Linked DNA regions of Mus musculus: regions 2 and 3 are each linked to region 1. A link is a loop called in an ENCODE intact Hi-C map of the cell type or tissue named here. Cell type or tissue: heart. All regions are shown on one strand.

Region 1 (8,000 bases):
AGGCAACAACAAATGGTCCATAAAGCTAAGGTTTAGGTGATATGAAACTCTGTTCTGAAGTAGTAAAATATAAAAATCTGCAATACTTAGAATAGTACTTATGAAAAAATGTTTTACAAAACTCTGAATAATAATGCTTAAAATAGCCTTCAAAAGTTAAAGACAGAAAATAAAACAATGAGATTATAGAATAGAATGTTTTAATGTCCCAACAATACAAATGCATTCTGCATCAAAGGAAGCACTATTTTCTCTGCCTGGCACAAACTCTTGGAGTGTTTTGCTTGGAGACAGGGTCTCATTGGCCCTGTCTGGCCTGGGGTTCCTCATGCAGACCAGGTGGACTTCAAACTTCCAGAGCCTGGGTTACTTCTTTGTGCTGAGTGCTGGGACTACTCTTAATCCCAACACCAGCATTTAGTAGCTCTTACTATCCAGTACAGTGCTTAACATTTCACATGCTCATCACCCACATACCTCCCAGAAACCACATTACACTGGTCCCCATTTCATCGATGAAAACGAGTCACAGACAAGTAAACTAACCAAGTTACAGAGTCAGAACCCAGATCTGAAGCCTGGAATCTGGTTCCAAGGTAGCCTGTGCTAACTTCACTGTGGTGCTCTTATGAGTTTCCTAAGGGGGGGGATCTGCCTTCTCATTCCATTTCTTTTCTTTCCTGTATTATGTCTTTAATATTTAAATAAAGGTTTTGTATATACATATAATTGTATTAGTTTTAATTTTTTAATATATGAAAATAACTACATGCTTAGATTATGACCCCTAAAATGGTATCATTGGTCAGTAACTTAACAAAATAATTCATATAATGTCTATATAACACTGTAAGCAATATAATTAAGTTACAGTAGCCAATTCCTAGCCTTCCAGAATCTTCTATTGAAAAATCTTTAACTGTATACACCCTGAGTAACTCATCCTGAGTAACTCATTAAGATCACTATCCAAGATCCAACTACAGTAAGCTGCCACCATCTTCAGGTGGCATTTCCTAAGTGCTCCTATTTCTACCCTGCCAAAGACATCCCTCACAACAGTGTCGTTGCTGTTGTCTCAACTTTACAGCACAGCACTGTCCCTGAGATTAAGGTTAGTGAGTACAGAGCCTAACAAGCTGTCAACTTAACAAGATGGACTTCATGTCCCCATCTCCCACCAAGACACCATGTCCTACTTCCTTCTTCTCTCCACTGTACTAACAAAAGTCACAGCGCACAGCAGTCTTCACTAATAATCTTAAACATCAGGATACTAAATCTTCTATTTTACTGGCAAGAAATAATTTTTGGTTACCCTTTAGTGATTAATTTTAATAAACCATAAAATCTAGACAACAATTCCTCGTTCAAGAAATCATCAAAAGCCAACACTAATTCTCACAGTATAGCTAGAAATATGTTTTTTCTTTTGAAAACATACAAAAATCTCGTAATTTTCCAACAAGTACTGGGTATAAAGGCGACTAAGTACATACCAACTTCATTAAAATCTTCAAATGTGATCTTGCCAGTGGCTTCTCTGTCATAATCTTTAAGAATCTTCAACACATCAGCCTTTTTCACATCAAAGCCCAAGGCTCTCATTGCCACCTTTTGGATTAAAAAGGAAAAACAAATTGTAAAGCACTACTTACAAAAGAAGTCATCAGTGATTTCTAAGGAAGTTTTCCATCTTAAAAGACAACAGCAGATTACTAAAGCACAATTATTCTGTATTTTTACCTCTAACTTAAGACTATGAAACATCCTGGTTTTTCACTTTGAAAATAAATAGAAATTATTTTCATTGGCATTTTGCTGTTTTATATGACCAACTAATTAAAAAGAATTTACAAAAAATATATAAAACGATGCACTAAATACAAAGATAACTATTTGTTACCAAGGGAATAAAGACATATCACAACTATTAAAAGGCTAGACAAAAGCATAAAAGCAGGGAAAAAAAGCAGAAAAATTTCAGGCCTCCATGGTTGACACAGTGGAATTTTATAATCTTATCACTCAGGAGACTGAGACAGGATTGTCATAAGTTTGAGACTAGTATAGGATACACATTAAGATCCTTTCTCAACAAACAAGCAAGCAATCGGCTTTCCCACCAGAGCATACATAATTAGCTACTATGGTACAATTAGTTTCAGATGACTGAGTTTAAACAGAAAACTGCTACTAGTACCAGGAAAGGAGAGCTGTGTCACTAGTTAGTGAAGTCTTTATGTCAGACATCCCTTACTAAACAGGGGAAGAGCTGGTGGAAAGGATGGGAGACAAAACCTGGGACTGAGGGCTGTGAGCAGAGCTGCCACCTTCTCCAGGCAGGGAGGCTCTGAGCAGAAGTAATCAGTAACAAGTGGAGGTAGTGGAGACAGCCGCATCAAAGGGCAACAAACGCAGAGGAAGCCAGGAAAGGCTTATGAGCTAACAACATGGTCAAAGAATTCAAGAAAGATAGATATGTAAGGGTAGTGTAAAGACGAATAGAAAAGGAGGAAGCTCGAGCTGTGAAACCAAGTCCCAAACCGAAACAGTCAATGCCAACAAATGGCGAGACACTGTACAGGACGGACTCAGACTGCACGGGAGGGAGCGGCAGCAAGACACAAGTGGGATGGGGAAGGAGCGAACAGAGGGCCTCAATATTGAGGCCCCAGCTTCAGGCCTGTAATACTTTCAGATAGTCTATCCTCTCACCTCAGTTTCTATCTACCCCTACTTGAAATGCTTAAAAATCACCTACAATGTTGCCCAATTTAAAACTACAGTTAACATTTAAGATATCAAATGTTATCTTTCTCACTGGGTTGAACATAAGAAATGTGTTCATAACAAATTTCCCCCTCGATCTTTACTCGTAATTTTAATCCTTAAATTGGGTATTTTCCCTCAGCACATAGCAACATTAGGCATCAGACAATTTATATCCTTTGTAACAGAGACGAGCACACTAAGAGTGTGTTAGTACTATTTTAAAAATTAAAAGCTCAATCTCAGAAATGTCTGAGCAAAGGCAACTATCTCTCCATCTCAAAACTTTTTAGGTTGCACTACAGAGATAGCTCAGTGAGTAAGAGTGCTCCTCGCCCTGCAATCTTGAGGACCAGAGTTCAAATCCCCAGCACTCATGTAAAAAGACAGGCCTGGCTGCAGGTGCCAGTGACAGAGGTGTGTTGATTGGAGTGACCCCAGAGTTCACTCTCTAGCCAACCTAGTTCAGAAGTACTGAACTTCCAATTCAATGAGACAGTCTGTCTCAAGGCAACAGTGTTGGAAGGCACACAAGGCCGTACTCTACACTGCACATGATACACATGGAATGTACAGGTCTGCACAAGCAACAAGCATAGGCCACAAACATCGTGTTTTAAAAAGCTGAGCTATATACCATCCCACAGAGGAAAACAGCAGTGGGAAGAGCATGCTAAGGACTCTCCCTTTAACTGGGTGAATGGAGAAGTTACACTTTCCATCATTACGCACTTAAATACAAGGTTCTACAAGCCATATTCTGTTTGTACTGTTTTCTTGTACCACCTGTGGGTGGGCACTACAAACAGCCTCACAGTTCCGAGACAAGCTTCTAAAATAGACTTTAAAGCAACAGTCACAAATGCAATTGAGTTAAACAAAAATGGGTCTTAAAAGTCCCCTGTTACCTTTAATTCATGATAATCTATGGCTTGGTCTTTGTCGGTATCAAACAGCTCAAAAGCATCTTTAATTTCTTGCTTCTGTTCTTCAGAGAGCTCTCTTCGTTTTTTCCTTTTTGTTTTGTCTACTACAAGCTCACCTCTAGGACACAGAAAAATGTCTTTAGGCCACTTTAACCCATCTTAGGACAAAGATTCATTTTCTAAATTTTAACAAAGCAGAGTAGCCTGGCAAATAAAGGAACTGCCCCTAAATCAATGTCCTGTAGTCAAATGTACTTTTATAAGAGAAATCCTAAACAAAGTCAAAAGCACCGAAAACACCATACATATTATTCATGTCATCTACCAAAAATAAAGAACAAAACAATGTCATCTACCAAAAATAAAGAACAAAACAATCAACCAGAATAGACTTGATTTTGGACAGCTTATAAATTCTCACAATTACTACAAAAAAACAACCATAAAACTTAAAAGATTACTTTTGCACTGTAAGCTCAAAATGTTTTTAGATTATACATTTGTAACACTGCTTTGTGGTTTTATTCCACTGATATTAGCCAGGCAAAATATAAAAGGGTCTAAACATTCAAATACTAGACACCAAAAAAAAAAAAAAAAAAAAATCACAGCATCTAATAGTCGTGCTTAAGTCTACGTGATGTTTAAAAGTGTTTTAACTCTCACTTAACATGTAAACGATAGGTTAAACGTCTTAAAACTCTGGAGAAGCTTAAAGAAAAATCTAAAAAGGGCACTTGGATCTGAAAATGTCTGCCTTCAAAAGCTGCCAATGCAAAAAGCGGTCCAAATGTGTAAACGAGGATACAGCACGTGTATCCGCACGTTCTAAAAGATGGAAGCTTTAAACCTCAAACCCTTGAAACTCGGCTAACTAACTGCTCGCGCTATTTACGTCTGGACGCCGTCGGGCTCAGGGACGCCGGCCCAGTGGCCCACGTGACCCCGGCTGCCCCCACTCGCCACACCCCCACGCCAGCTCCCGCCTCCTTCGTCACCCTGCGGAGCCAAAGGGGCGGCGCGGCGCGGCCCGCCCGGGGCACCTTTAACTGTAGATGGGCAAGGTGAGGAGCCAATGAGGGGAGGGATGGACGGAAGTGAAAGGACGGTGTCACGGAAACGAGCTCCACCCGAGACGCCTAGAGCACAGCGTGCCTCGGGGCCCGGGGAGAAAGGCGAGCGCTCCTGCGACTTTCCAGGGGGAATCAGGCAACCAGGGCTGAGTCCCGCAGTCGCGTGAGGGAAACCTCGCGAGACTTCACTCGGGCTGCGGCGGTGCCCGGAGGCGGGAACCGCCGAGGTCTGGTGCTCGGCGCTGGGCACCCGCCCCCGACCCGGTCTCCCGTCCACACCCGCCCTGGCCCTCTGGGGGGACGGAGGCACGGCCTCCTCGTTACCGACCTCAGAGCTAAACTCATTCTCTCTTCCGACAGAGATGTTCCACTCGGGGACTTTACCACGGGAACCGCTCAACAGCCACCAACCTCCACGCCTCGGGGACCACCCACCAGACAAGTTTCTGGGCGCGATTGGCTGAAATTGCCAACAGCCGGCCTATTGGGGCGGAAGCGTCGCTGCTCTTCTTTTTTCATTGGTCAGCATTCATGTCAATCAAGTACACATTTTTTGGCCCTGGTTGTCAGTCTGGCTCCCTGGATTGGCCAGGTTCTTTCCCGACTCCCTTGCGCGCGTATTAGAGTCACCACGCGAGACTCAGGCAGGCAAGGCGAGGCCCCACGCGTGACATGCACGGCGTCGACCGAGGGAAGGGAAAAGGCCAGCCCAAGCAGCCTGCTCAGAACGAGGGAGCAGTTTATTGGGGAACCAGGTCTGCGAAAAGATGTACAATTTTAGGTGGCCGGTGCACCTGAGAAACTTAAATCTAAAGGCGACATTCTTTATTCTTAGTTCAGTGAGGACCAAGCTAAGCGTTCTCCCCCGTACATCTCCCAAGTGATTTTAAGGCAGGCTGGATTATGGATTAGGCTTCTCGTTTTGCTGTTTTGTTAGGTCATTTACAATGAGACTAGCCAAACCACCCTTTTCTTCTGTGCGATTGGAAATGTGTGCTTGCTTCTGCTTCTCATTTTCTAGTGCTATAAAGTGTTTATGTGCGTCTTATCTTCACTGCCCACCAAGCCTCTTAAAGTTTACTTAGATCATCAGACTGCGAGCGAGACTGACTGTCTTCAAGGCCAGGGTTCTGTTTACACGAGTATTTGTACCAAACAAAATATCTGGAACTTAGGTGCTCCATAAATATTTGATGCATAAAATGAGGTATTATTGTGGAAAACTTGGAAACTACTGAGCTAACCTGCAGTGCTTATCGGTATAAATACAATAAACTGGGGCTAGGAATTAGAAACGGCAAATACTGTATGTAAGCTTATATGTGAACGAAGGACGCTGTGTAATTGGCTATGCATGAGTTAAGCTAGAGTGTAGATAGGAATTTGGACAAGTAAAGGATTGGGATAAAGCTAAAAAGTAATAGCTAAATGATAGCACTCCCAAAACCAAAGTAGAAAAATGTTGAAGAACTCAACTGGGCATGGTGCTACACATGTTTAATCCCAGCACCCAAGAGACATGTAAGCAGATCTTTGAATTCTTTACATTGTGAATTGCAGGCCAGCCAGGACTAGTAGTAGACCCTGCCTAAAATATAAAAATTAAGTACTTTTACTAACAAGTTTAAAAGGAAATTAGGCCAAGCAGTGGTGGCTCACGCCTTTAATCTCAGCACTTGGGAGGCAGAGGCAGGTGAATTTCTGAGTTCGAGGCCAGCCTGGTCTACAGAGTGAGTTCCAGGGCAGCCAGGGCTACACAGAGAAACCTTGTCTCGAAAAAACAAACAAACAAACAAAAAAAGGAAATTAGATTACGTCATATGTATACTAAAGAACACTAGTGAAAAAAAAAACTACTAAAATTTTAAGATTGTAAAACCAAGCCTAAGAAGAAAAGTATTAAATAAAGGTGAAAATAAACCATTTACATGGAGATGTTTGAAACAAAGGACAAAATAAACTAAACTAGAAGGAATAAATTACTGAGAAATAATATAATGAGATTTTTTTTAATGGAACTTTGATAGAATTAAAAAGCTGGTAAAATATTCTCATTTAATATGAAGAATTTTCTTGAAACACATAAATTTCACATTCTTCTAGGAAGTGAAATAAAGAAGAAATTATTACTTAATACTTTAAAAGAAAGTTTTGCTTAAAAGTATTTCTCATACAAGCCTGATGAGGGAAGTTGTATTCTCCTGCCTTGCAACCCCACTGGAAACCCATTGTGAAAAGAGAGAACCAACCTCAAACAATGGTCTTCTGACACCACACGCGTGCCATGGCTGTGGCCCACATGCACACACACAATAATTATTATAAATTTGATGCTTCTAATACATAGTTAAATTTAAATTATTTCAAAGAAAATAAAAGTAACTAAAAGTGACCAAAAGTTGGAGAACTGGATTTGGTCAATATAGACAAAAGTAATCAAATAAAATTCTGTTTCTACAACTAAAACATATTTGATCCACTTGGATTTTTGTGCAAGTTTTTTTTTAAGATTCTTGAGCTAATTTCCGTGCTTTAAATTCAACGCATGATAATTATAATTTTTATTTTGTAGCAAAAGTAACTAGCAAAAATCTTCAGCATGCTAAAAACTCTTGCAGACACTCAAATCCATTGGTCTTTAGCTGCTTCTCCCACCTTCTCTGAGAAGCTATTAAGACAACTTGCCTATCCTGCTGTTTTTCTTTTAAAGTCATAAAATGGCCTTCAAAAAGAAAAGTGGGACCCTCAATCGAACAAAGGCAGGGAACTGATTTGGAGTAACAGTCTCAGAAAGCACACTCATCTTCAACAGCCTCCAGAATGGGGGATGGCATCACTTATACCTAGGGAGGAATTGCAAGACCCTAAGCAAATTACTTATACAACGCTATACCTATATACCTAATCTGGAGAATGTTTTAGCCTACCAAGCTTATAGGAATTTGTCCTAGAAGCAATATTATTTTGTTTATTAGGTATTTTCTTCATTTATATTTCAAATGCTATCCCAAAAGTCCCCCATACCCTCCCTACCTAGAAGCAATATTAAATGAAAACATTTCACAAGTTGTGATGGATTATATATGCTTGGGCCAAGGAATGGCACTATTAGGAGGTGTGGCCTGGTTGGAGTAGATGTGTCACTGTGGGTATGGGCTTTAATATCCTAGTCCTAGCTGCCTGGAACTGAGTATTCAGCTAGCAGCCTTCAGATGAAGATGTAGAACTC
Region 2 (8,000 bases), 1.7 Mb before region 1:
TGGAACTCTATTCAAGTCACTGTGGAGATTGCTTTTAGTTTGTGTAAAGAGAGAAAAGTGCAAATGTGCAAGGAAAATGTAGGCAACAATATTTCTTTAACCACTAAACTATACCAACTTTAAGTAGCTTTCAATAAATCCTATAATTGAAGTCATGCACACTCGCTTTTTTAAACTGCTAATTTTGCTGCTTTCACTTAGGAAAAGTAATTCAGATGGAATTAGTACTGGTTTTTACATATTTTGACTTATTAACAGTTAACAAAGCAGGGAGAAAAGGGCTACATCCTTGAGCACAGAAACCTTTCCTAAGTCGTCTCTCAGATGGAAGTCAGACACCTTGACGAAGTTGTTAGTTAATAAAGTTTAAAATGTCTAAAATGCTTGATGGGGCAAACTACCTATTAGGTGCAACTCCAAGAGATTCAGGCTTTAAACTGAAGAATAGTTTGTATAATATTTAAATATCAAGATAGTGTATTTTCTATTTAAAATTCCCACACTTGAAACTTGACAGTGGGTGGAACAATGTTTATTGGAGGTGTGATTTAGACTCTTATCATTTTGCACTATTCCAAGAAAACAAATCTCATTCTAAGTTTTAAAATTAAAGCAAAAATCAAAGGTTCACATAATATTTAATGGAATGTCTAAATTATTCTCCTGTCTATATTTACAACATATACATCAAAGTTCAATATTTTTTCTCTCTTGCTAGATGGCTCTGGCCCACAGACATTCTCATGACATTCCTTTTACATTTTCTAAAGAGATATGTTATATTACTGCTTTAATATTTTTGTTATAAAAATGTATGTACTGGTATTGACAGATAGATAGTTGCCCTTGACATTTAAATAAAATTAAAAATAATCCATTTTATCGATTTTAAAGGAACATAAAGTTATATTTACTTTTGGGGGTGTTTAGTAAATGGTATTTAGGTGATTAATAATTGGTTTAGTTTGTTACTAAGACTTACATTCTATAAGGACATTGTGAAAGCAATAATTTAGTTTAAAAATAAAGGTGGAACAAATATTTATTATGTAGAAACACTGTTTCCTGAAGGTCCCATTTAATATATTTCCAAAGGTGAAGGCTAGTTTTAGAAAGGTGTGCTGGCAATAATCAGACCCCACCTCTCACAAATAAGTGCCCACTGCCCTGGCAGCCAGAAATTATTTTTAATACGATTTAAAATTAAAAAGCCCATTGGTAAAGGTTCAAAGTGTAACTAGCAATTACAAGCTACTTTTAAACATTTGTTACTTTACATGCCAAAGAGAAGTAGACCTTTCAGACCACAGTTCCACGTGCAAGGACAAAAATGCAGATGTTTAGAAATCAGCTTACTTAACGAAGTAATAATCAAGTCACTCTCATGTTTTCTCTCAAATTACTCTGTAATTTGACCTAATAATTATTAAAAATGTGAATGATTATCAATAAAAAAAATCACGGTAGAACCATATATTGTGATGGAGCATCTACTTCCTGTGATAGGCAGGAAAAAAAAAACACCTTTGATGTTAATTTGCATCACAAAATGGTCTGGCCTATCTGCAATATAATGCAAAAGTTTCAGTGAAAAGAAACCATTATATTTTTTCTTTGTGCGACAACAAAAAGCGCCACAGATATCTGATCAGGCCTTCATGTACTCTGTAGGTAGGGGGTGGGGAGGTAGTGAGTCCCGTTTAATAACTCACACCTATTGTTTGATTCATTTTAAACCACTATATAGGAAGAAAAAGGGAACATAGTGAATCCAGTTTGCAGTTCGTGCCTTAGAGATTTAAGAGGCAGACTTTCAAGTTGAAGAAGGGAAACACTGAGCCTTTCCTTTCCCAAAGCCTGCTCAGGAAGGAGGCCCTCTGCTGCTCAGCCTACGCTGAAGGCGAAGGACATTGCTTAGGGCTGAAATCACTCAGAGAAGGGGAGGGAAGTTTATGATGTGATGCTCTGCACTGTGTCTGGTTGGCAGCCAGCAAGTTTTCATTTTGTAGCCCGCTGCCAGTACCTGCCCTGCATACACACAAGAATAAAAATAAGCTCTACCGCAGGAACTATGGGCATGTTAAAAAGAATTAAAAGAGTTTATTTCTCTTTCTTTATCCTGAGTGTAACTACCATCTTCTTCTTCTTCTTCTTCTTTTTTTTTTTTTGTAAGAAAGAGTTGAAACCACAGTAACTGAGAGCTTCCTTTTTAAATTCCCCAAACTACCTTCCCACAAAGCCATTTAAGTCGAATTGTATATTTACAGACTCACCTACATGAAAGGTATAACTTAAAACATCTGCCTTGACACATATGTTTTGTTCTGATATAAAAAGTGTGGTAATTTGAAAAAAATACAAGACCATTATATTCTTAAAATATGTGTTCTTCTGTGTGTGTTCATTCACTAAAGAGATCCTTGACTGCAATTAGGTAGTCTGTCCTATAAAGCCTTCCTTGTGTGACCATGATTTATAAAAATAAAATGTCCAGTGAATATTTCAGCTAAATAACCACATCTTCAAAATGACTATAAAGAGATCCCAAGCCTTCAAGTTCCATTAAAAACATCAGCTTTCCAGAATGGCTTGTTATACACCTTATGCAGGGTCAACAATTAATTATGATCTAAGAACTGAAAGTCAACTTTATTACCCTACTAGGCAAATTTCCTTATATTTATATTGACAAATCTGCTGTCTAATTTCATAAAAACTGAGCAAATTTAAGCCAAATATGCCAATATTTGGGGTTTGGGGAATGGTTGTGTTCTTTTGCTATCATTATAGCTTGCTGAAAAGATTACAGATATATTAAAAAATATGCTGGTTTTGGTTGTTTTTCTTTTAAGCAGTTTACATCCTCTAACAAAGAACCATATCTAACACTTTTAAAATTCAACAGGCTAGAAATTCACAGCATCTATAAACAACGTATGTACGCATCTTCATATTTATCTTATCTATTACAAGTTGCAGGAAGAAAACCAAGAGACTCTCAGGATAAGTTGAAAAAAAATCAGGTTCCCACTAGGGACTGCTTCAAAGCCCGCTTCCTCCAGTCACTCACACAAGTTGAAGGGACTTTATTTAAACCATTGCTTGAAGTCTTGCACGGCCATTCAATAAGCAGGCTGAACACCATTACTCCATTCATTTCAAATTTTTTGCATTAAGAATGAATAAAGTCTTTCAAAGGTGTCCCTTCTTAAATAGTACTGATTTCTACAGATTTTCTTTGTAATAAGTTTACTGCCTTTATTTCTTGTCATGACACTGATTTCCTATATAATGCCCTCAGAAAATTATTTTTATGTGCACTCTGAATTTTGTTTATACCAGCTATACTTTCAAATAAAACAAGTAACAGAGATTGGATAGAAATGTATAGCAGATACATTGTAGTGAAAGCAAATGTCACTTGTTTTGCCAATGAGGCTAGACCATGGGTTTATATAACAGGTAATAGAAACTCCTTTCTTAGCATGAATATGCCTTTTCTTTGTGCAGTGAGAGCAAGAAAGTACGAAATAACATCATGTCAGATTGTCCTTTCGGTATTCTTATATTTTACTGTAGCATTCTTTGTCATATGCTACCTCCATAGCCTCACAATGGGGTTGGAAAATGTATGTGTATAACACGTTTGATTTCTACATCTTAATGCTATACACAATGTGAAGTTGTCAAAATTATCTCAATGTACTATATAGTTGTGAGCACAAACACTATAAATGTGATTTCTTTGTTTCTTTGCTCTGTTTTGTTTTATGGTCCGTTTTCAGCACTGAGTATTAAGCGGCAGACAGGAGCTGTTTTTCAGAGGAAAAACTCTTTCTGGTTTGCTTTGCTCACTAACTAGAACAGATCACTACAAATCATTCTGTTTCTTATGGGCCAGTCTCTCACATACTACAGATTTGCTTCAGCTCTCCAGGGGAAGAAATGCGGCTCCTGTGGGAAAGGCCCACCCCTTCCTAGATGTTTGCTTCCTTAAACGAAAGAAACACACCCCTTACATTCTTTGAAATTTGTCCAACAAGACGAGAATTGTAATGGCACTGTATCACGGAATAACTTAGGACAAAATAATCAATAGGCAAATTTTGCTAATATTCTGTGTACTTTTTAATCAGGGGTGGCTATTTCACACCCTACCACGTGTCTCTCCCGTTGTGTCTCTCTCTGTCTGTCTCCCTCTGTCTCTCTCTTTGTGTCTCTTCCTCTGTCTCTGTCTCTCTGCTTCTCTCTGTCTCTCTCTCTGTCTCTGTCTCTCCCTCCCTCCTTCTACCCTCTTTTGCCTCCCCCCCACATGTAAGTGTAACAACTAATTAAGCTCAGGTCTAACATATGCACTTGGATCCTCAGAACACTGTATTAGTGAAAGTCAAGAATGCGATATGCACTGAGACAACCCAGGAGGCCCAGAGATGTTAAAATCTTTTGCACTTGAATTTGGAACTATTAGGAGAATGTCCCCTTTCATAACTATACTAAAGAAAAAAATTATAAAATCAAATGGCAATTGTCTTAGGTAGAATCAGAGTTGCAAGAAGTCACAGATATGCAAGCATGTCACTCACTGCTATGAGACTAAGGACATAAACCTTGCAGTAAAATTGATGTCCACTAGTGTCTACCACATGAGAGTGCCCTGTGGGTCCTGAGAAGTTATGTTCTAGTAAACCTCTTTCCACTACATAGAGACATTTTCCCCCTAACCAAGTTTTTCTTTTGCTATTTTATAAGTAACACTTATCTTTCCCTTCCTTTTATTTTTTTAACCTTTGAAATGCAATATTCACATAGAGATTTGCATGTGTGAAGACATGCAGTTAACAAAAGTTGTTAACTCTTGAGGGGGTCTTCTTAAATGAAACAATAAGCTCTTTTAACCATTTCTCATCGGCCATTCAATGATGAACTCTATCTAATTTCCAGGTCTACAAAATGGAAGATCTGCTATTTTTCATTTGCAATAATAGTGACTATAAGGAAGGATGATATGAATTTCAACCGAAGGTATAAACTTATTACACTTAGCAGAATATTGTTAAGGTCGAAGTAAACCTTCATACCATAAATCCACAGATGAAACATCTCATTCACTAAAGTATTCTATCTTATTATAGTAACGCACAGAAAATTAAACACATAAATATGAATTTTATGTATCACAGAAGATGCAGGCAGTGAAAGTGCAATGTTTACAGTTATGGATGACTCATTAGAGCTTTATTGTGGGAGACACTAGGAGGCATCAGTAGGGTAAAAAAGGACTTCAATTTTAAAAGAAGCAAGAAATTACTGTGGTGTTGGGTGTTTAGAAAGTTTGAGTTTTAAAAATGCTACAGGTAAAACAAAACTATTCTCTAACAAAGTCTCCACGTATTATATTTTCATAAAAATGATGTTTAAGTAACATTCATAAAATAAACATTAATGTATATGTATATATATATATATATGTCTCATTTACCAATAACACCTATCATGATATGTTTTGAATGCATTGAATCATAACTATGTAACTACTCATCTTGAAGAATACACCTGGTAACAGAACAACATACAGGATATTGTCAATTATGTATTTTCTGCTTAATTTTTCAATACCATAAAGATATATTAATTTTGGCAAATCTACTCTGCATTCTACACAACACTTCTGAAAATGCCTAATTCCTTTAAGCTTTATGGTAACCACTTCACACAAATTGACAAATTGATATCTGCTCAAAGAGAGTTGATGGAACTTCAAATTTAAGCAATGAAAAAACACTACTGAGCGCCTATTATTTGAAAACTGAGTTTTCTGCTGTTTAAGTGGCTCTTTATAATGACGAAGCAACAGGGTCGTGGCATAGTTATCTAGCAATCATTTCGAATCAGAGTGTCTTGCCGTTCCTTAGCAATCAGCCTTTATCTTTGCTCTATCAGAATAACATGTGAACTGTGTAATCTGCCTTTTGTAAGGTGTAGAGCGCTGTTGCGTTGGTTTTGTGACTTGCCTCTGTAATCTGGTTTGATTTCTTAAAGGTGACAAATCCCAGTCAAGCTCTACTGAATGCAGGAACAACCATGAGTCTGTGAATTAAGGCACAGTGCTGAGCATGAAATCCCAGTCAGCTCTTCTTCATATGTTACACTCACTAAGCATCGTCGATAAAGCCTTTCATTTGGTCCAAACCATCACTATATATGTGTAAAAGGAATATGCATGCTTTTTCAGTTTAGATATTCATTTGGGAGGCATTATTCTAAAAGCTGTCATTTTAAAAAGTTAAAAATTAATCAGCAATCCTTCTTCAGTCCATGCTGTGAGGTTCTGATCTTTAACTACACACTAAATTTCTCCATGTTGCTTGGAATCATGTTCTGAAAACCTTGGCTCTCTGTTTAATAACTATTTTTTGTTATATAATACAATTATTACTGTATAGACATTTCCCCATTTTTTGTCCCTTTCTGAGATTTCATAGACTCAAAAAATATATTGCACCAAGAGTTGGAAAATAAAACCCACAAAATATACTACACTAATTAGAAGAAAGTTTTAAAAGATAATGCTTACATTTGCCAAAGTGTTATTCAGCATAGTTCTCTATTAAAGAAATCTAAATACAATGAATAATTTATTAGAAAGACATAATTATATGCCGTTCAACTTAGTCACTGAGCAAGGTGAAGGCCAGAGAAAAACTAAAAAATATTTGAAAACTATAGAGTATATTGTTTTTTTTTTTAGGATTCAATTTTCAGGAATCATCAGATAGTTATTTTTTATTAGAATGAGTAGAGTTCTACAAAATTAACTTGTTTATAAAGCAAAAAATAAAGAACATTATAACAACTCTTGGTTACTGAAGTTTGCTGTGGTTAATTAGTATCTCTGCTTGGGAAAGTTAATGTTCACGATTACATACTTTAAAAATATGACTAACTTTGAAAGGGTGGAAAGTTGCTTATTATGACATGGTCATTTGTTATTTCCACCAATACCAAAAACATTTATATTAAATTAATAGCACACCTTAATATTACCCTTCAATGTATTCACATGCACACCAACTAAGATGTAAATAGCGTAGTGAATGAATGAAGTTAAAACACTGCTTCTAATAAGGAGTGTGAGAACTGCATAACACATTCTCAAACTGTGAATCATAGTAATAAGAAAAGCATTTTTTAAAAAATAAAGTTCAGCACAATTTGAAGTAAAGATAACTGCCAACTACTGGCCCTTTAACTTGGGTACCAATTTTTTTTTTAATTATATGTTAAGTATGCATCAATGAATACTTTTAGAGTAAAGATCAGAATCCGATACAGGATTAAATGTATTATCCTTTAAATAGTACAAAACCTCATTGATTTCAGGAATTTTTTTCCCACTTGTGATGGGACTTAAGGACAACTCATTTTACCTGCCATGCACTTGCTTTAGGGCTACTTTTAAATTCAATAATTAATATGCTTATACTAGATGATAATAACGTGGTTTATTGCCTGCATTTTTGTAATTGACTCAATAGCTGCACAAGCATACCATTGGTGCCATACTTATACATATTGAACTACTTTTAAGACTAGCCAAACTGACATTATTTTTTAAATTAAATGAGAAATTTTATCTATAAATTGAAAATCGGTATGGCTTCAAGGTTAAGTGTGGCTCACAGGTGGTCACATTTCAAGTCCCAGCAAATCTCTAGGGGAGGGGGATTACTATGCCCCACACAAACGTTTTTACTCTGCAACACAATTCCATTGCAAGGTGCCTGTGGAGGGAGCCGGGCCACTCTTCTGGAAAGGCATGGAAATGCGACTGGAGTTTTCTTTACAGCACTTAGAGAACACATATAGTCACGAAGCATTTCATAAGGCAGTTACCCTTAGAGTTACTATCACATTAACGATAGTAAAATGCACTTTGTCTTAAAGCAATTCTCCACCAAGGACCAGTTAAAGAACTGGCAAACAGCCTGATTCTACATACA
Region 3 (8,000 bases), 74 kb after region 1:
ATAATAAATCTTTAAAAATGGAGTATAGAGCTAAACAGAGAATTCTCAACAGAAGAATCTTGAAAGTCTGTGAAGTACTTAAAGAAATGTTCAATATCCTTAATCATCAGGGAAATGCATATCAAATCAACCCTGAGAGTCTACCTTACACCAGTCAGAATGGCTAAGGTCAAAAACACAAGCAATAGCACATGCTGGAGAGGATGTGGAAAAAGAGGAACATTCTCCATTGATAGTGGGATTGCAAACTTGGACAAACACTCTAGAAATCAATGTGTCTGTTTCTCAGAAAACTGGAAATAGTTCTACCTATATCACCAAGCTATACCACTCCTGGGCATATACCCAAAAGATGCTCCAACATACCACAAGGTCACATGCTCCACTATGTTCATATCAGCTTTATTCATAAGAGCCAGAAACTGGAACCAACCCAGATGTCCTTCAACTGAAGAATGAATACAGAAAATGTGGTTCATTTACACAAATGAATAGTACCCTACTGTTAAAAACAAGGACATCAAGCCAGGTGTGGTGGCACACGCCTTTAATCCCAGCACTTGGGAGGCAGAGGCAGGCGGATTTCTGAGTTTGAGGCCAGCCTGGTCTACAGAGTGAGTTCCAGGGCTACACAGAGAAACCCTGTCTCAAAACAAAAACAAAAACAAAAACAAAAAACAAACAAAAAAACCAAAAACCAAGGACATCATGAATTTTACAGGCCAATGGATGGAACTAGAAAATATCATCCTGAGTGAGGTAACTCAGACCCAAAAGGACATGCATGGTATGTACTCAAGAAGTACACAGAATGGTGTGAGGGGTGGGGTGGGGTAGGATCAAGTACAGGGATAGACAGGAGAGAAGGTCAGAGGGCCAGGAGAATGAATGTAAATCTTCAGCTGTGGGGATGGGGGTGTAAGTTGGGGGAGGGGAGAATCTCTAGGGTGTCCCATAGAGGAGGCTCCCAGAAAGTCAATGAGGGTGAGCTTAGCCAAGATTCCTAACAGTGGGGACATGAAACTAGCAGAGGCCACCTCTTGTAGCCAGACAAAACTCTCAGTGGCGGGATAAGGACATCAACCCACCCACAAAAGTTTGACCCCAAATTTATCCTGTCTAAAGGAAATGCAGGGATAGAAAAATTCCATGAACAAGCACTAATCCCTGACGTTATTAATGAATGATACTCTGTTATGCTTGCAGACAGGAGCCTAGCATACCTGTCCTCTGAGAGTCTCTATCCAGCAGTGGACTGAAACAGATGCAGATACCCACAGCCAAACATTGGACGGTGGTCTGGGACTCTTATGGAAGAGTTGGGGGAAGAATGAAGGCCCAGAAGGGGAAGGGAGCTCCAGCGCAAGACCAAGAGAGTCAACTAACCTAGGGGCACTCAGAGACTGAAGCACCAACCAAAGAACACACAGACTGAAAAGAGGTTCCAGGCACATAGGTAGCAGGCAAGCACCTCAGGCTCCATGGCTGCCCTATCTGGCCTCAGTGAGAGAGGATGCACCTAATCTGGCAGAGACTTGATTATGTGCTGTGTTGGGGGGAGGGGTACCCAGAGGGGCCTCCACCCTCTCGGAGGAGAAGAGAAGAGGGGATGGGAGGAGAGACTCTGTGAGGGAGGGAGCAGGAGCAGGAGTAGTTTTGGGGATGTAAATAAATAAATAAATCCTAAGACAAAAATATAAAATTGATAAATCAAATATTGCTGCTGTTGCTAATCAGTTCAGTTAGTGCAGTTCCAGCATGAGGGGAAAGGGACTGGGACCCTGTCTATTTTGCTCCAATCTATCAATTGCTTAGGACCAAGAGAATGAAGTCCTCATTAACACACACACTTTCTCCACCGGAAACAACTCCCTTATTGATCTTTCCTAGGCCTTGCTCTCATCCAGACCAGATATTTGTCATATTTCTATATTTTATGTTCACTGTCAAGCCTTTTTTTTTTTTTTTCTTGTGAGGCAATAAGCAAACAAATCCATCCGAAAGGTCAGGATGGATGAAACGGAACCAAAGCTTTCCAAGCCTACAGGTGGACCGGATAGGCACTATGCAGTGAAGTGAGGAGGCAGATGAAGTCAGCAGTTTTCAAAGCACAGAGCCTAACACTCTTCCCAAGGTGCCATTGCTTAAAAGCCTACTCGTTACAAAAGCTGAAAATGTTCAACCGGTACTTGGGAAAAGAATGGAAAATCTCCAGTCACAAGTCTCTGCAGTGTTACTACTGTAGCTGACTGACTGGGGATGGTGTGAGCTTTCAAAGAGACAGCCACACAGCAGCAGCGCGCATCTCCGGACAGAGAAGCCTGCCAGGGCCTAGTCTCTGCTTAAGCTGACTTCCACGCAGCAAAGGGTGAAACAGAGTATTCCCGCACTGTACCCCAACAGTGCCAAGGAGGTCTGTAACATGCTGTACACGCTCTCCAAGCCCCTCCCTCAGTGACAGCGCACGCCCGCGGGGCCCATTACCATCCTGCAGAATGAGGGTGGGTTGCACTGCCTGCACTCGGAACTGCCTGGCCCTCCAGCCAGGGCTGGGCGCCCGCACCACCTCGCTGTCAGAAAGCCAGGTCACGGTCTCAAAGTTGTCCCCGCGAGCCAGGGCCTCGGCCTCGGCGCGGTGCACAGCCACCTGGTCGAACTGATAGAGACCGCCGGAGTGATCGAAGTGCACGTGGGTGGCCACGGCCAGCAGTGGCCGGCGTCCTGCATCCTCTTTAGACCCGCAATCCTGCAAGAGGCCAGAGGAGTAGAGGTACTCCGGAAGGCTGCGCAGCCCCAGGCCAGTGTCTATCACCACGTCCTGCTCCGAGCCGCGCACCAGCCAAATGTTGGCCCGGTTGCCTGACTCGTAGAACCGTTCTTGAATCCAGAAGATGCCATCGCCCAGAGACTTGTGGGCATACCACTCGAGCGCCGACATGCTGCTGCGCAGGGGTGCGGCCGGGCTAGGTGGGTGTGCCTCCCACAGGCAGTCCAGGACTCGCTGCTGCTGCTGCTGCTGCTGTTGCTGCAGAGCCGGAGGAGCTACTCTCAGCTCCGGAGGAGGTGCGATCGAGGGGCGGGGATGCGGAAGGGAGCGTGGATAGGACGCTGCGACACTGCCCAGATCACCTGTTCCGCGCCCTCCCGTCCGAGCCGCAGAGCGCAGGCTGCACCCCAGTTGCCGCAGCTTCTGCAGCCGCAGCACCAAGGCAGTAACGCAGGCTGCTGAAGCGGGGAGGAGACACCGGGCAATGCTGCCCTGCTCGGGGTTCTACTGCAGGGGCCGGGAGAGATGCGTGGGAAGCGACACACAGGACCGCCCCCACACGGGCAGCGGGGGGCTGTGCACTCGCCGCCGGAGCCCAGAGTGAGGCCGAGCCTGTTGGAGGCTGACTACGGCGCCTGCCAAGGGCTAAAAAGCTCTCTTCCGGGGGTGTGGCCTCGCGGGAGTGGGCGGGGCTTCCAGTGCGCTCTGCTGCGCCGTAGCCGCGTGCGGTGTGGGGCGCGCTACTCCGGAGGTAGAATCTGCGGCTCCTTGCTGGAGGGGCTGCCGGCTTTCTTGCTTCCTCTGCTGCACCGTGTGCTCAAGCCTCGAGACTTGGCTAGCAGGTAACTGGAAGCTATCCCGTTCTGGGCAGGAGGTGAAGAGGGTAGAAGGGAGTTGATGGGGCACGTGGAGAACGTGGTGGCCGGGTATCCGGAGCCAACATTCATGAAAGCCCCTCTGGAGTGACTTTGGGAAGTATCCCTACCTCCCCAAAGCTGCTGCTGCGGTCTTCCAAACCGTTTAAAGTTTTCGTAGCCAGATCTCCCAGCTTTCCGGTGGGTTTGTTCTCAGTGAGAAAGAAGGGAGTTTATCCTCTTACAAGAGAAGACTATGCAAATCTGACGACTGTGTTTTTTCTTCATTCAAAGTTTGGCGGCAGTTTGCTGATAAGGGCATACTTACCGTCGCTTCTGTTTTCTTAATTGTTGGCACCCTTGATAGTGAGGAGAGGGGTTGGTGATAAAATTTTTCTTTAAAAAGAAAAACCTAAATGGCCGTCATAGTTCTGGGTGGTTCTTTGCTCTTTGAAGAGAGCAGAGAAAGTTAGAGCTTAAGGAAAGGCGGAGCACTTTGAGGGGACATGAAAAGTGGATAGGGACTGGGTGTGGCCTTGCAAGCCACCAGAAATCACCCCCACTGTCAGTATCAAGTCCCTGCGCTTGCACCCAACCACTAGCTATTGATACATCTATTTCGGATTAAGAAATCCCTTTGAGAATTTGACTAACCTTCAGAAATTATAAAGAGACCCACGGGAGAGCATTATAAAGGATAATTAGGAAGATTCTTACTGTGGTATCTCCTAATAAGTTTCCTAGAGGGAGAACTGTACTTCCAACACTCCAAAACTCTCTGGTGGGTGTAGGAGCAGGTCACTGCCCTTTTGAGTATTTTGCTAATCTCATCGGTTATGCAGTTGGGACCATTCTTAGCACGAGTGCCTCAGCTAAATGGTGTGTGACAAGCAGAAAACTGTTTAAAAACAAAAAAAAGTCTGATGTGAGTTCTCGAGAATCTGAGGAAGCTAACACCTGTACACAAATACTTGTTATATAATGCAAAAAAAATGCAAAAATTGGATTCTACTTATAGATGGACTAGTGAATGATTGCACTGGCCTTATCGAATGCATTTTCTGCAGAGAAACACAGTGCCCTCTGTACTTTGTTTTTGCTGCAGAAGGGGGCCACTCGGTAAGATGGCACAGTGTTGTTTCTTGGCCATAAGCTCAGAAAGAATTCAGAGATGACTATCTGGCTTGTGGCAGGCTCTAGAGTCCTTTGGACCTACAGTTCCCAATGACACTTTGTTTTCTACTTTTCAGTATGACTCTGCTTCTCATCGTAATTACATTTAAGCTCAGACAGTCCTGAGAGAGGCAGAACTTCTTCAACTAGTTTTTCTGGCCTGGTTCCTGCTTCATTTTCACACCACCTATCAGGTTCTGACAGGTTCTCTAAAGTATATTTTGCCCACTTCCCATACTCGATCGTAAACTCCATTAAAAGCAGAGATGTTATTTTGTTTGCCTCTGTATTTCCAACAGTGAGAGGATGGTTTGGCCCAGAGGTTAGGCTTAGAGTTGGGTCTTTATCAAGACCTCAGTGGATAGTTACTTGGTGAGAAGCAGAAGTTAAATGTCCTAAGCTCTGTTAATTGAAGAGAATGACATATCAGACGATTAGCCTTCTGTTAAATTGATGAGATGAATTGTTAGGGACATAACAATTATCTGGACATAAAATGCCTACGATGTTTCAGAGGGTCGATGTTAAAGGCCTGAGCTAACGCAGAAAAAAGGGGAATAATAGAGAACACACTGCTAATAGTCTTCTGTTAGGTGATCAAAGGAGACAGCCAGAGTGGAATGAGTCAGGCTCGTGATTAGAGCAAGTTTAGGTCATTCTTCAGAAAGATACTGTGACTTGGCTTTCGCTGTCTCCCCTGGCCTCCAGCTACTTGAACATTTAAATGAGCAAGGTTGTGTGTACAAGAGGATGTTACATTTCAGTCACAATTATAACTCACAACATTTTAGATCTAGGAAGAATTGCAGAGGTGAGCGCACCATCTTCCAGGAGATTATGTGTACAGTTGGTTTGGAGAGACTTGAACAACGCCCATTTTCAGATCTCTTGGAACAGATTCTGAACGGAAGTTTTGAGGCAGGACTCTGAGCTGGCAGTCAGGCAGCATCCTGAGGTGATGGTGGCAGTGCTGCTTTGTCGATCTAGTGTTTTCGATTTCAGATTTGGGGCTGGAAAGACGACCCGAGTTCAGTTCCTAGCGACCACAGCGAGTGGCTCACAAGCCCTGATGGCCTGGCATCCTCTTCTGACCTGCCTGGGCACCTGCATTTCTCCGCACATACCCACACACATTTTAAGATTTTGAAATTCAGAACTTTTTGCAGTTGCCAATTTCCCTCATTGATCTGGGATTAAAAAAATAGGTTGTTGCCGGGCAGTAGTGGTGCACGCCTTTAATCTCAGCACGTGGGAGGCAGAGGCAGGCGGATTTCTGAGTTCAAGGCCAACCTGGACTACAAAGTGAGTTCCAGGATAGCCAGAGCTCTACAGAGAAACCCTGTCTCGGAAAAACAAACAAACAAAAAAATAGGTTGTCAATGACTTTAGACATGTGTTCCCAGAAGTAAAATATAGGTAGGGCATTGAAAGGCCTTCCTCCGCCTGTGTACGCTCACCTTTGGTAGGAATTGTTTGAGATGAGATCAGATGACCTTTATAACCATTTCCTCTTCTACAAAGCAAGGAGGTTGAATCTACTGTGATTCTTCGTTTAGCCAGGACCAAATAATGAAGCCTTGGAATGGGTCACTTATTGTATATAGAGATGCCAACATATCTCAAAGGAGCGGATGCTTTGAAGGAAGAATTAAGAGTTGCTCGGTGCCTGACCAAAAGGATCAAAGCTAGTTGAGTAAATGACTGAGTTGGATTAGGCCGTTCTAAACAAATTTGGGTAATGAGGAAATCGAGAAATAAAAAACTCTTCATTCACAAAGTTTGGGAGCTGGGGCCATGTCCCATCTATTAAGGACATTGAAGCAGAAGGATATAAATTCAAGGCCTGCCTAGGCTGTAGAAAGGGCTCAAGTCCACACTGGGAAACTATCAAGTCTGTCCTCAAGAAGTAAATATGTAAATAAATAGAAATTAGAAGACTGAGACTAAAGTTTAGTAGTGGACGTTTACCAGTGTGTGTGTGAAGCTCTGGGTTCAACCCCTCTTCTCCCAGCCACACACCTTCCCTTGAAAAAGTCTGACAGGTTGAGAAAAAAAAAAAATCAATGTATTAGATAAATACATCAAATAAGGATTTAAGTGATTGGCGCCTAGGCCTCACTTGTGAACCTTTCCTTTCACCATTCAGTCTCTGGCTACAGGGGAAGAAAATGAATTTAGAAACCAAGTGTTCCTCCACCCACTCCCACCTCCCCACTGTTGATGTGATTGGGTGTTTCCGGGAGGGAGGGAAACCTGGAAAGGGGATAACATTTGAAATGTAAATAAAGAAAATATCCAAATTAAAAAAAAAAAAAGAAAAAGAAAAGAAACCAAGTGTTGTATATACGGGAGCACCCTGTCTGCGACATCAAACTGTAGGATGGCTTGTAGGCAGTGCGCCTTGTAACCAATGTGTCTCAAAAGCTAGCATTGGATTCTCTGCCGGATACATTTACTGTTGTTATCAGTTTATGCCCAATGACTGCAAGATAAAAATAGGAAGTTGGAGTCTGCAGAGCTTATTTCTGGGACAATATTCCATTAAACAGTGTTAAGTCAGATACTCTTAGAGTGAATTTCCCAAACCATTTCCAGGGCCCAACTTCAAAGATGTTGGCTTATTAGGTTTGAGAACTAAGTGTTCCCCAGGACTCAATATGTTTTATATTTATATTTTTTATCTCCCAGTTAATTCCTCTGATCAAGCAAGTTTGGTAAACTTTTCCTAGATTTATTTCTAATCTCTAGTTAGTGACATATTCTAGACTGGCAGGTAGCACAGTGGTCTTGTCCCTGCCTGTTGGGCTCCTACAGGTGCTGAGCAAAGGTGTCAGCCCCTTTACTCAGCAGAGGTCCTACTTGAAAGACCAGCTTTCTGTAGAATCAGCATGGTAGAGTGACTCAGCAATGGGAATGAAGCCATTGTGATATTTTACGTCTTTTAGAGTAGACAGATGGAATGAGCTTTGAAATGAAAATGAATTTCCTAATGGATTTTGTTTTTAAGGTAACTCGTGTATGAGCACAGTCAACCCCTAGTAGAGTTCCAATCAGCAAAATGGAAAAATTATAAAAATATATGCATCACTCAAGTCTGCAGGCTTTTAAAAAAATGTATATCGACATTTTGCAATCTACGGTGGAATAGCAGATGTAGACACACGTAGGTGGTGCTGATGAGCAAGCAGATCCTACACTAAACAAGA

The links. Peaks named below come from ENCODE experiments on the same cell type or tissue, not always from the same donor. Only the 100,000 strongest peaks of a DNase experiment are listed, where the experiment ranks them.
Region 2: it touches region 1 in a loop (2.8-fold over the local background); 10 of 42 quality-filtered maps call a loop at or near these places.
Region 3: a loop joins it to region 1, with 2.4 times the contacts of the local background. A loop is called at or near these places in 4 of 42 quality-filtered maps.

The regions. Positions count from the first base shown.
Region 1 is chr13:81,780,457-81,788,456 of GRCm38, reverse strand. Cetn3 (centrin 3) reads right to left here and starts at 5,210. Exons shown (of 5, transcript NM_007684.4): 1 at 5,100-5,210; 2 at 3,681-3,816; 3 at 1,500-1,614. The coding sequence starts at 5,116. In heart, no CTCF peak of the experiment used is centred here; DNase peaks (open chromatin) are centred at 4,746 and 5,256; H3K4me3 peaks cover 2,101 bases; H3K27ac peaks cover 2,187 bases.
Region 2 is chr13:83,526,086-83,534,085 of GRCm38, reverse strand. All of the region lies in intron 1 of Mef2c (myocyte enhancer factor 2C), which reads right to left. Among named protein-coding and RNA genes, the nearest start is that of Mef2c, 5.3 kb to the right of the region's middle. In heart, CTCF peaks have their summits at 1,881 and 4,663; DNase peaks (open chromatin) are centred at 1,915 and 3,955; H3K4me3 peaks cover 2,314 bases; H3K27ac peaks cover 2,267 bases.
Region 3 is chr13:81,706,467-81,714,466 of GRCm38, reverse strand. Polr3g (polymerase (RNA) III (DNA directed) polypeptide G) reads left to right here and starts at 3,454. Exons shown (of 8, transcript NM_001081176.1): 1 at 3,454-3,609. Mblac2 (metallo-beta-lactamase domain containing 2) reads right to left here and starts at 3,050. Exons shown (of 2, transcript NM_028372.1): 1 at 2,485-3,050. The coding sequence starts at 2,938. In heart, a CTCF peak has its summit at 3,316; DNase peaks (open chromatin) are centred at 3,226 and 3,366; H3K4me3 peaks cover 3,428 bases; H3K27ac peaks cover 2,311 bases.